4 separate regions of the Homo sapiens genome follow, and all the other regions are linked to region 3. A link is a contact called in ENCODE Hi-C or POLR2A ChIA-PET data. All regions are on one chromosome and are shown on one strand. The core of a region is the stretch at or near the end of the contact, and the rest is flanking DNA. Distances in the headings are between cores, read along the strand shown.

Evidence for each region. A loop is a pair of places that touch in the nucleus more often than their neighbours do. ChIA-PET counts read pairs that join two places held with the same protein, here RNA polymerase II (POLR2A). Pooled maps may share reads with other maps.
Region 1: a loop to region 3 is called in a map of CD8-positive, alpha-beta T cell, with 3 times the contacts of the local background. The contact joins the promoter of HERC5 here to the promoter of KLHL8 in region 3. A Hi-C loop is called at or near these places in 1 of 168 maps with a recorded cell type or tissue (CD8-positive, alpha-beta T cell), 2 of 37 single-sample maps with no recorded cell type and 6 of 50 pooled maps.
Region 2: a map of naive thymus-derived CD4-positive, alpha-beta T cell shows a loop between it and region 3 (4-fold over the local background). The contact joins the promoter of PIGY here to the promoter of KLHL8 in region 3. A Hi-C loop is called at or near these places in 1 of 168 maps with a recorded cell type or tissue (naive thymus-derived CD4-positive, alpha-beta T cell) and 11 of 50 pooled maps. POLR2A ChIA-PET finds 5 or more read pairs at or near these places in 2 of 52 experiments (H1 and WTC11).
Region 4: a map of naive thymus-derived CD4-positive, alpha-beta T cell shows a loop between it and region 3 (3-fold over the local background). The contact joins the promoter of HERC3 here to the promoter of KLHL8 in region 3. A Hi-C loop is called at or near these places in 2 of 168 maps with a recorded cell type or tissue (CD8-positive, alpha-beta T cell and naive thymus-derived CD4-positive, alpha-beta T cell) and 8 of 50 pooled maps.

What each region holds. Positions count from the first base shown.
Region 1 is chr4:88,455,817-88,458,516 of GRCh38, forward strand. HERC5 (HECT and RLD domain containing E3 ubiquitin protein ligase 5) reads left to right here and starts at 1,303. Exons shown (of 23, transcript NM_016323.4): 1 at 1,303-1,718. The coding sequence starts at 1,454. The region is part of intron 1 of LOC102723458 (a long non-coding RNA gene); the gene reads right to left. RefSeq lists an enhancer at 933-1,362.
Region 2 is chr4:88,522,335-88,525,034 of GRCh38, forward strand. PIGY (phosphatidylinositol glycan anchor biosynthesis class Y) reads right to left here and starts at 1,442. Exons shown (of 2, transcript NM_001042616.3): 1 at 1,164-1,442. PYURF (PIGY upstream open reading frame) reads right to left here and starts at 1,442. Exons shown (of 2, transcript NM_032906.5): 1 at 1,164-1,442. The coding sequence starts at 1,366. PIGY-DT (PIGY divergent transcript) reads left to right here and starts at 1,476. Exons shown (of 2, transcript NR_134663.1): 1 at 1,476-1,598; 2 at 2,431-2,657. It also overlaps a transcript of HERC3 not described here. RefSeq lists an enhancer at 740-799.
Region 3 is chr4:87,219,216-87,222,065 of GRCh38, forward strand. It overlaps KLHL8 (kelch like family member 8), which reads right to left and starts at 1,403. Exons shown (of 10, transcript NM_020803.5): 1 at 1,203-1,403. RefSeq lists an enhancer at 405-1,017 and silencers at 523-792, 1,133-1,622.
Region 4 is chr4:88,591,152-88,593,851 of GRCh38, forward strand. HERC3 (HECT and RLD domain containing E3 ubiquitin protein ligase 3) reads left to right here and starts at 1,329. Exons shown (of 26, transcript NM_014606.3): 1 at 1,329-1,423. RefSeq lists silencers at 835-894, 1,065-1,624, 1,945-2,354.

The DNA.
Region 1 (2,700 bases), core at 53-2,552, 1.2 Mb after region 3:
ACTTAAAATGAAGAGGCAAGCCACAGACAGGTAGAAAACATTTCAAAACGTATAGCTAATAAAGAACATGGTATGAAACATATAAAGAACTCAATAATATATAAAGAACTCTTAGATAAAAAGTCAAGCTAGCTAATAAATAAATGGTCAAAAGATTTGAATACACACTTCACAAAGAAGAGATCCTCCTGCCTTGGGCTAAAAAAGGGCTGGGGTTACAGGCAGGAGCCCAGGCCCAGCCTTGTCAGTTGATTTTCGGTGACCCTTCAGAGGGCAAAGGGGAAGTTTTCTCCTGTTCCCTACAACCGACAGGCCCATCAATTGGTGAATGGATAAATAAACTGTGGCTTACCCATATGATAGACTACCATTCAACAATAACACAAATGAATTACTAATTAAACACAATAGTATGAATCTCAAAGCATTGTGCTAAGTTAAAAAAGCCAGACATCACTTAGATATGGTTCCGTTTGTATGCATTCTAAAAAAGGCCTAAAGCACATCACTGTTGCCAGGCACCCGGGAATACGGGAATACGTAGCGGAGCGGGCACGAGGGGGGTGGGGGTGGGGGTAGGGGTGGGGGGGAGGGTAGCTGCCTGCATAGCTCTGCCCAGTTTTATGCCGGTTTCAGCCCGGCGCACAACGCATTTTTTTTTTTGATACATAGTCTCGCTCTGTCGCCCAGGCTGGAGTGCAGTGGCGCAATCTCGGCTCACTGCAAACTCCGCCTCCCGGGTTCCCGCCATTCTCCCACCTCAGCCTCCCGAGTAGCTGGGACTACAGGCGCCCGCCACCACGCCCAGCTAATTTTGTTTTTGTATTTTTAGTAGAGACGGGGTTTCACCGTGTTAGCCAGAATGGTCTCGATCTCCTGACGTCGTGATCCGCCCGCCTCGGCCCCCCAAAGTGCTGGGATTACAGGCGTGAATCACCGCGCCCGGCCGCGGCGCACAACGCTTAACAAACTTTGGCTTCCGTTATCCCTCCCTCTGGAAATGCGTGTGTCAGGGTGCCTCCTAGTGGAACTGCAGCGTTTCCTCGAAAGCCATTCCGTCCAGGAGTTAAGGTGGCCGCTGCCCGCCCGGGGACACTTTCTCAGTCCAGCCCATCGGCCTTTACCCCAGCCAACGACCTGTTGCCTTTGGCCGCCTGCCAAGTCACTCTCATTACAGTTTCCTTTTCCTTTTCGATTCCGCCCCCTAAAAACAACAACAAACATTATGTTTCGTTTTCCACTGGAGCTGCAGGCCCCGCCCCCAAACAGCACGTGGGGGGCGTGGCGTCCCGGCAGGGGCTCAGTAGCTGAGGCTGCGGTTCCCCGACGCCACGCAGCTGCGCGCAGCTGGTTCCCGCTCTGCAGCGCAACGCCTGAGGCAGTGGGCGCGCTCAGTCCCGGGACCAGGCGTTCTCTCCTCTCGCCTCTGGGCCTGGGACCCCGCAAAGCGGCGATGGAGCGGAGGTCGCGGAGGAAGTCGCGGCGCAACGGGCGCTCGACCGCGGGCAAGGCCGCCGCGACCCAGCCCGCGAAGTCTCCGGGCGCACAGCTCTGGCTCTTTCCCAGCGCCGCGGGCCTCCACCGCGCGCTGCTCCGGAGGGTGGAGGTGACGCGCCAACTCTGCTGCTCGCCGGGGCGCCTCGCGGTCTTGGAACGCGGCGGGGCGGGCGTCCAGGTTCACCAGCTGCTCGCCGGGAGCGGCGGCGCCCGGACGCCGAGTGAGTGGGGCTGGTGTGTGAGGGCTGTGAGGGCTGTGAGGGGTGAGGGCTGAGGGCTGTGAGGGGCGGGCAGCCGGGGGTCCGCGCCTGAGGGAGGAGAGCCCAGAAGGCCGCAGACGCGCGCCTGGCTCGGATAGTTTCGCCGACGGCGCACCTGAGCTGTCTTTTATCCCGGTCAGTGTCAGGCGCGGGGTGAGCGGGATACTGGCGACCAGCGGATCCTCCGCTCAGCAAAGTGGCCGGTGCGGGGCATGCGGGCACCGTCTTCATCCTTTTAGCCAGTCTGGCTTTCTCATAGGTTTCTGTTCAAGTTTGTACCCCCGTCCCCCGCCCGCCGCATCTCCCACTGTCTCGTTTTGAGAAAGTAGTCACTGCTCCAACTTTGGGAGTCGTTCTCAGTGATGGGATTTTACCTTGGCCTTCAGTTGCACTTCTCCCACATTCTCATCGAAGTGGGGGAAATAGTTGCCCGCGTTCTTTAAAATTTTGCCCATCTGTGGAGTGAAGAAATTGGTATCTTGCTGCGAGTTTATTTTGCGTTTAACTACTGGACGTTTGCGTTCCTTTTTCGGTAAATTGCCTGTTTATCTTTGCCTGGCTTTTAGAAATTTGAGTTGTTAAATCTTTTTCTTATTTGTATGGAAGAGGTATTTGAATATTGAATAAGAATAGCCTTTTGCACGTCGTACATGTAATATTTTTCTCACTTTGCCTTTTGTGCATGTTGTTTTTAGTGCATTTTTTGGGGGGTAGTCTGTCAATTTTTTTGTCTGTTAAGGCTTATGGGTTTTATGTTAGGCTGGAAAGCTATCCACACTCCCAGTGTTTTAAAAAATGTACTCATTTTTGTAGTAATTTTAAGGTTTTTTTTTTTAAGTTAAAATTTTTCGTACGCTTGGAATTTTCAGTACTGAGGTAGGAGGGGAGCTAGATTTATTTGCTTTTCCAAAGGCTTAGCCTATGTCCCAATACCATTTCTTAA
Region 2 (2,700 bases), core at 192-2,691, 1.3 Mb after region 3:
TCCTTCATTACTTTGGTCAACCCCCAAACCATCCCTGTTAATTTACTACTGGAATAAACACTAGAGAAAAATCAACTTCTTCATTTTAGAATAAATGCTAAGTAGAGAAACTTAACTAATCCATTAGAAGGAAATCACTGGAAAAGGTGAGAGGGCAGAAATGAAGAAACTTTCGAAAGCACTAAGTCTGCAGTGAGCTAGTTATAAACGTAAATCAAATGATAATTTCAAGGTTCGAGAAAATTGAATAATATGTTTATTACGGGAAAAAGAAATACGAAAAATTGCTAGCAATCTACCATTCAAAGATAACCACTGATAACATTTTGGTGTTTATGCGATTTGTAATACTAGCGTTAGTGTTGTCAATATTCAATTTTGGTAGCTTGGAAACTGTAGAGCTGTCTTCCCAAAAACTAGTTAAAGAGGCTTCTACGAAACCTGCTAGGCCACAACTAAGAGCCACTGGGCAGCAAACACAGCTGAATTGCTTAAGATTGTCAGGCACCAGTTGTACAAGACACTTTCACAAGAATCTGGAGGGTACAACAATACTTTTCATTATCTTGGCTTAAAAACCGGAAGGCTTCGGACTTGTCCTGAATCGCAGTGGTTCATAAACCTGGTGGTACATTAGAAATCATTTAGGGACCGTTTAAGAACACAGATAAGCTGGGCGTGGGGGCGGCGCCTGTCTCTCGACTCCTGAGGAGGCTGAGGCGGGAGTTCTAGGCCAGTCTGGGCAACGTAGGGGGCACCCTGTCTCTTAAAAGGAAAAAAAAAAAGGAAAAGAAAATACAAATGTTCAGGTCCCATCCCGCGAGCATTCCAAGTCTGCCCGTCTTGGGGGCTGTCGGGGAATCGGCATTTTTAAAACGGTCCCCGGGTGATTGCAATGCGCAGCCGGTCGCGAACCCTAAAACGCTTCGAGCCATTCCCGCAGGCTGGCGTTGCGTTCTGGGAGATGTGGGACGCAGCTCCCCTGGCCTCCGGTCTCCCCCGTCCTGCCCGCTGTGCGCCCGGCGAGGACAGAGTCCAGAATGTGGCAGCGGAGAGTACCTGACCGACCTACAAGGCCCCAGTGGCTGCAAGAGGCCGCGGTCCACCGCTCCCTTTCCGCCCACCGGGAGGCTGCAAAGGAAGGGCCAAGGCCAGCGAGTTACCTGAGCGGCTTCTTGGAGAGCGGGCACACCAGGAACTCCAGCAGCGCCGGATCGAAGTCGCGGGGCGGCTCCTCAGTCTTCTTGCCCCGGTCGGCCAAAGGCCGCGACCCCGACGCGTGCAGGCACCTACGGGCGACCGCGGACGGCGGCGCGCGCGTTCCCCGCAGCGCTGAGGCGAGCCTGCAGCGTGCTCCACTCAGCATGGTCTGGCAGCCGGAGACCAGGCCTCACCGCAGCCTCGCCACCCGTGGCCGAGCTCCCGGCTTCCCGTTCGTCCAGGCCAGCCGGGCAGGCCCCGCCCCCTGGTCCTCCAGGAAACGCTGCCGAGGAGTAGGCGGGGCGGGCGCTTTGGTTCCGAGGGTGCTTCTGCTCCGACTGCTTTTCCCACGGGCGTCATCTATAGTCCGGAGGACAGCCCCAGGGCAGAGGCCTCTGGTGAGTGCCCCGCCGCCTTACCAGACTACAAACTAAACCAGTGTTTAAGTCAAGGTGTCTGGGTTTTCACCGGGGCCTGTCCAAGGATGCTAGGAAGCCAGTGGCCAGGCCTCAGAGTTGTAGGGAGTTAGGCTTGGACCTACGTGGTTACCTCCAAGTGAAGTTTCAAACACACTGTTATGTATTGTACCGAATGTATTGTCATGGATGTATTGAAAGCGCTCATTTGTTTCATGTACATCTTTACTATACCATTAGTTTCTGTAACCTTGTTTGGCTTTTTTCTCTCTCATTAAAAAAAGTGAGAACCTGGAAGGAAGGGCCTAGGCCTCTGACCCTCCAAAATATATAAATTCTTCCTGCCTGAGACCCAGTCATTGTGAAGTATTTGCGTAATAAAGCACAGCTAATTTACTTCTATAAATGAGCTTGGAGGCCGCAAGGGGCCTAAATAGCTGTGTAACAGGCAGATGTGATCTGCCTGTTAAAGATCCATTCAATGAGTGGGTGATCCATTCAGTGAATTTGTATCCCAGGTTTGCTTCCCACTCTCCAAGAAAGTGACCATGTTAGATCTCTTTCTTACAGTGTAGTAGATGGGAACTTGGGCTCTGGGGCCTGACAGCTTGGTTCCCTGTCCACAATTAGTAGCTGGATGACTTTGGCAAATGACTTAACTGCTCATTTTCCTTATCTGTATAAGACTAATAATTGTACCTACCTTGTAGGTAGGGCATAAATGTGATTGTGCATTCGAAGAACATTTAGAAAAGTGCCTGGCACAAATTAATGCTCCATTAATGTTGTCTATTTTTATTTTTAGTTCATCTAGTTTTTCCATGTCCGAAGACTCAAAGATTCTCATTAGTCATCCATTTTTTCCCTCCGTTCTGCTGAATATCAACCTGAACTTTTTTTTTGCATCACTGGGCATTATCATTTCACACTTTGAGTTCCTGGAGCTGGAAGTACAGAATCCAAAAATATGTTTATATTTTCAAATTTCTCTTCCACTCCAATGTAAAAATAAACTGACAAATGTTTATATGTTCATCCTAATTTTTTGTTTGTTTTTTGGGCCATCCTGTTTTTTTTAAAAAAA
Region 3 (2,850 bases), core at 153-2,652:
CGCCATCTCCAAGCAGCGTTCCAGGCGCCAGCACTGTTAGCAGCAGTCCTCTGCGTACCCAAGAGTACCGCAGGGCCAGAACACGAGAAAGATGCGCGAAGAGGATTTCCTTCTAGAGAGAGAATAAAGAACACCAAGAGTCCAACAATTACCATCTTGTATAGGAGAAAAACAATGCAAAGGAAAAAACGTGCAACCAGCAGATAAAATACTTATGTCAACCCAGGTTCTAAGGACCTTTTCCCAAAGTATCCCTCTAAACTGGTAACATTAGCTTAGGGCAGAGTCAAGAAGAAAGTTATGCCATTAACACAGATGAAAATACTGAACGTTTTCTATGAAAAGTCACCCGATTAAACACTGCCAAGAGGGAAAAACAGTGCAAGTCCAGTAAAGCACGAGACACGTAGAAAATTCAAGCTATGTAGCCAAATCGCTCTCTCTGAAGAAAACAGCAAGCCAACTGAACCCAGCACGGAGTGGAAGGCGTAAAGAGCTGTCATCGTGGCGGTAACAACTCCACCGGGCGGCTGAGCGTCTAGAAAGAGGCTGCGGTTCCTGGTTCCACATCAGGAGGCACTCTCCACAAGGTCTACACCGCCGCTCCCGGGAAGGCACCTCCAGGGCGGCCAGCAAGCCCCCCGAGTGGGGACAGGCAGTGCCTTCCTCGCCTCGTCCCCGCGCGGCGTGGCCCGGAGGTGGCCCACTCGCCCCGCCCCCGCAGGCCGCGGCTCCAGGGGGCGTCCGGCCGCCCTCCCGGGGCCCCGAACCCGCGCCAGCCGCACCGCGCCTGCCCTCTTCCTGGACCCCGCGAAGCACCTGCCTGGGCCCCTCTTCGAAAGACTGGGAGGAAGGAGTCAAGGAGCTGCCGGGGAGGCTGACAGAGCCAGAGGCTGGAGCTCCCCTACGGGAGCCGGGAGCATAACCCTGCTCCTCCCGCCAATGGGGGCGACAAAAGCCGTGGAAGGTTGCTCAGGGGCTGGATCTCCTGCTGTCCGGGCCCCAAGCCCTCTCAGCTGTGGAGTTTCGGTTGGTGCACGAGGGCTCGAATTTCCTCCGCACACCGGAGACCCAAGACGGGACGGTGTTGCGACTTGGGGGCTGGGGTGAGGGAGGGCTCGGCGCGAGCGGACGGCACCGCACAAAGGAAGAGGGGACTGAGGGGAGACGAGGGGACTGAGGGGAGACGAGCGTCCCGTTACCTCGATCCTCGACCCTGTTCTTCCTGATGTCGCTAAGGTTGCAGCCACGTTACCACGCTCCCAGAGCCCCGGCCGCCCTCAGCGGAACCTCACCAACCCCGCGCGAGCACCCGGCGGACGCGCGCTCTCCTGCGCGGCCCCGCGGAGCCCCGGCGGGCGCTTGGCGTCCTCTCGCCTCAGCCCCCGCGAGCCGCGGCCTCTGGGGGCGGGGCGGGCTGGGCGGGGCTGCGCACGGCACTCTGGGAAGTGTGGTTCTCGGGACCTCCTCCCCGAGGCCACCCCCACGGCCTCGCCCCCGCGGCTCCCTAGTGGGCGGCCGGGTCTCAGGGACTGGGCAGTGTTGCCCGGCCTGGTGAAGGCGGACCAGGGCGTGGCGGAGGTCCCCATAACAAATCTTGAAATAAAACACTGCCTAAATACCTTTGAGCTTATCCATGCTTCACTTCTGCGGCGGTACAAAATTTAGTTTCTTTGTATGTCCATCAAATCCCCTTCTGCGGTTGTGAGTGTTCCTGGGATTTATGTCTTTGAAAAAAGAAGGGGAAAAAAAGGTTTGCATTTATTCCTGTGTCACTTTCACCACGTGCTCTACAAAGGATATACAAAACAACTGTGTTTATAAATACACACCCACAGTTTGTAAACCTAAGGAAGCAGTTGATTGACCTGAGAGCTCGCTGCTAAAAAGCAGTGCAAGTGGCCATGCGCGGTGGCTCACGCCTGTAATCCCAGCACTTTGGGAGGCTGAGGCGGGCGCATCACGAGGTCAGGAGTCGAGACCATCCTGGCCAACATGGTGAAACTCCGTCTGTACTAAAAATACAAAAATTAGCTGGGCGTGGTTGTGCGTGCCACCAATCCCAGCTATTCGCAAGGCTGAGGCAGGAGAATTGCTTGAACCCGGGAGTCGGAGGTTGCAGTGAGCTGAGATTGTGCCATTGCACTCCAGCCTGGCGACAGAGCAAGACTCCGTCTAAAAAAAAAAAAAAAAAAAAAAAAAGCAATGCAAGTAAAAGTGCTGTTGAAATGAATTAATTTTTCTATAATGTCAATAAAGTGGAATGTGTGAGGCGGGAGATCAAGAGACAGCAAAAAAACAAAATTTTTTTTAAAGAAAGATATTCCCCTAAATGTGTCTTTTGCCAGACTAACCTCAAACTTTCACAATCCTAGGAGTCTATTTCAGAATAAATTTAATCCTAGGACCTTTATTAATATTAACACATATGAACATTAGCACATTGATTTTAATAGAAATGAACATATATATATCTGTATATATATATGCATCTTCTATAAAAACCCCAAAGCAACTATTTGAATTTGAAATTTTATTTCTAGAAAAAAAATCACATTTTTTACATTGAAATATAAATAATTCTTAATATTTCAAAATATTCCTCTTTAGAGCATTAGTATTTTGCACATTTAATGCAAATACCTTTAGAAAAATAGAGTAAGATGAGTTTTAAAGAAGTATGCAGTGAAGAAAAGTCATAAAATGTGTCTGGAACGTGATGTAAAAATTGTTGGGACTCAGAAATCGATACCCCAAAATATGGTGCTTTGCCGCGCTGAACTGAGGAAGCAGCTTCAAGGTGTCTCTTACCTTCCCCATTACCCCTCCTGCCTCTCAATTCTTTGTCTC
Region 4 (2,700 bases), core at 79-2,578, 1.4 Mb after region 3:
CAAAGTGCCGAGATTACAGGCATGGGCCACCGCGCCTGGCCATCCCCAGTGTTTCTAAACGTGTCAAGTGTGATCCAAATTTCAAAGGTTTGGATTTTTTCTTAGATGACCTGATAACTTAGATTCTGCTTTTTTAGCTTTCTTGTCTCAGTGTACTGGACAATTTGCATTATTTCACGGAGGGCTCAACACTGTCAGTCAGCCAACAACGTCTCATCCCCAGGATACACCACTCCTTGAAACTTTCTTTTCTACTTGGTCAGTCTGTTAGGTTCTCAGGACGAGCGATTGCAGACCTGAGGTGATTTGAATGTCCTTGGTAAGAATCTATCCTCAAAGGGCCTTCCTGCTTCAAATGCCAGGTTATAGAAATTCTTCCACTGGGAGAGTTATTCCTTTGGATTAAAGCAGTACCGTGCCAGTGTTCTGCATTTTACATTTAAGGGGGGCAGACACATGAAGTCACCTTTCTGAGGTTTTCTGCAAAAGATTAGCTGTGGATCAGATCAGGTCTAGGGCAAGTATGAAAGCACTAGTGACCTTGGGGAGGGGGAGGAAGCTCTGGGATTCGGCGCTAGGGAAAAGTGGAAGAGGACAAACTTTTAAAAAATCCGTTACTGGGTATAGGCCACAGAGTGTCTTTCAGATTACAAGATTTTAAGATCTGGTGCTCAGACTCTTCTTGCTATGCTCCCCCCGGGTCCACCCTCCAGCCTCCCCCAGGCCCGCCTTTCTTCCGCAGCCCCGTGCCGGTCTTCGATCCCCACCTCTCCAGAAGAGCGCCGGCGGCTGCCGCGTACCTCCTTCCCCGCCTCTCCCACCGCGCAGCGCCGCGGGCCGGCGCCGCGCTTCCTACAGTCCTACGAAGGGGAGTAAAGCAGAAGACTAGCGCACTCTCCCTCAATTGTCACCCTCCAGCTTTTTCCCCCGTGCCCAAGGCTTTCGGTCACCTCTTCATAAATAATAAAAACCAGAGTCCAGAACCTGAATAGGCAACCGCTGATCGGTCCAGCTCGCTTCCCCGCCAGTGAAAAGCAATCTTATTTCAGCGTCAACGCTCTATGTCTTGCAGTCCGATTTCGGCTGACACACCCGTGCCGCTGTCCCCGCGCCGGGCCCTCGAGTCCTGTCACCTCGGGCAGCCTGCGCCTGGCTCTGGGGCCTGGGCCTCTCCCCTCCTCCTGCCCGCGGACCTTGCCGCCCCGCCTCCAGCCCGTGCCACGGCGGCCGCCATTGGCGCGGGCCCATCCCAGAACGGCGCCCATTGGCCCGGTGCGAAGCCATTCACCCAGCGCATTCCGCCGCCCGCAGGCTTGCGGGGAAACTTCCTTATTATTGTGACGCCGAAAACGGAGAAACCCCGGGTCCGGCGAGAGGGGCTGTGACAGTCGGAGTCCCAAGCTGCGGTTCGGCTGCTGCCGAGGTGCGCAGGGCGGGGGCCGGGGTTCCAGGGAGGGGGGTACGGCGGAGCTGCAGCCGCGCTGGGCCGCGTTCCGCCTGGCACTGCAGTCAGCGCGCGGCTCCCGGAGGGGCGGCTGCGGCTCCTCCCGTGGCTCCGGCGGCGGGGGCTGCAGGCACCTCCAGAGACGACCTGGGTCTGGGGCGCGGGGAGGTTGGGGCGCGGCGCCCTTAGTACCCTGCGTACGCCTCCCTGGCGTTCTCGTGGGCTCGCCCTCCGGTCAGAGAGCCCCGCGCCGGGAAAGGCGAGACAAGCCTTCAAAATGGGAGCGCCTCCCGCCCGCGCTCGGCCGCCCTCCCGCCCTGCCGCCCGGGAGGAATTGCGACGCAGAAAGTCAAAAGGAGGATAGTCCCTATGCTCGCCCCCTGCCCCTATTTAAATTCTGGGGTTCCAGGGACCTCCGTGCAGTGAGGGGCGCGGACGCTTTCAATTGAAATGGGAGCTGGCGAGGCCCTGGCATTTTGGGGAACCTCAGCGGCCGCGAGGAGTTTGCGCCGAGGACGCGGTGCACGGCGTCCGCGATGACAGCGCCGGCAGGGCTGCGGGGCCCGGCACCACCCACTTCGCGGAGGCCGGGCCGGCTCGCCTCTCCCGGGTCCGCCTCCTGGGCGGGGCCGGGGGCGAGGGTGTGTGCGGACACGTGTGTACGGGTGTGTGTGTGTGTGTACGCCGACACGTCGGTGCGGACCGACGCGGGGGTGTCAGGAGCTGGGACGGCCGGGGGCAGGTGAGACTTGAGTCATTTGTGAATGTGTGGAGTGGGCAAACCAGGGCAACCAGACCGAGAGGAGCATGTGTAACCTGAAACAGGTGAGCCTATGGAGACAGTACCTAATGCGACTGTGCACGGAATATGTGTATGCAGCATGAGCTCCAGGGAATAAGTATTTGAACTTTGCTGTTGGTCTGTCACTGTTTCTGGCTGCTTTCTGATTGCATTTTACATCAGCTTTCAAATGAGCTCAATTAGGAAGTACCTAATTCAGAGAAAAGCCTTCCAGGATTTTGCTTGCATTCATCACGCATAGAATGCTTTGGGAAAGACGATTCAAGAGCTCTCTTCCATTTGTATGTGTCTTCTGGCTCTTTCCACAAATAAGAAGCTATTTCTAGAACCTTTTATTTGATGATTAGATAAGATCAAGTGAGCTGATTTTTCAACTCTAGACTTGAGAGAAATGAAAAAATAAAAAGTTTTAAATGCGGTGATCGGGTATCATGTTTTAGTCGGCAGATTACTG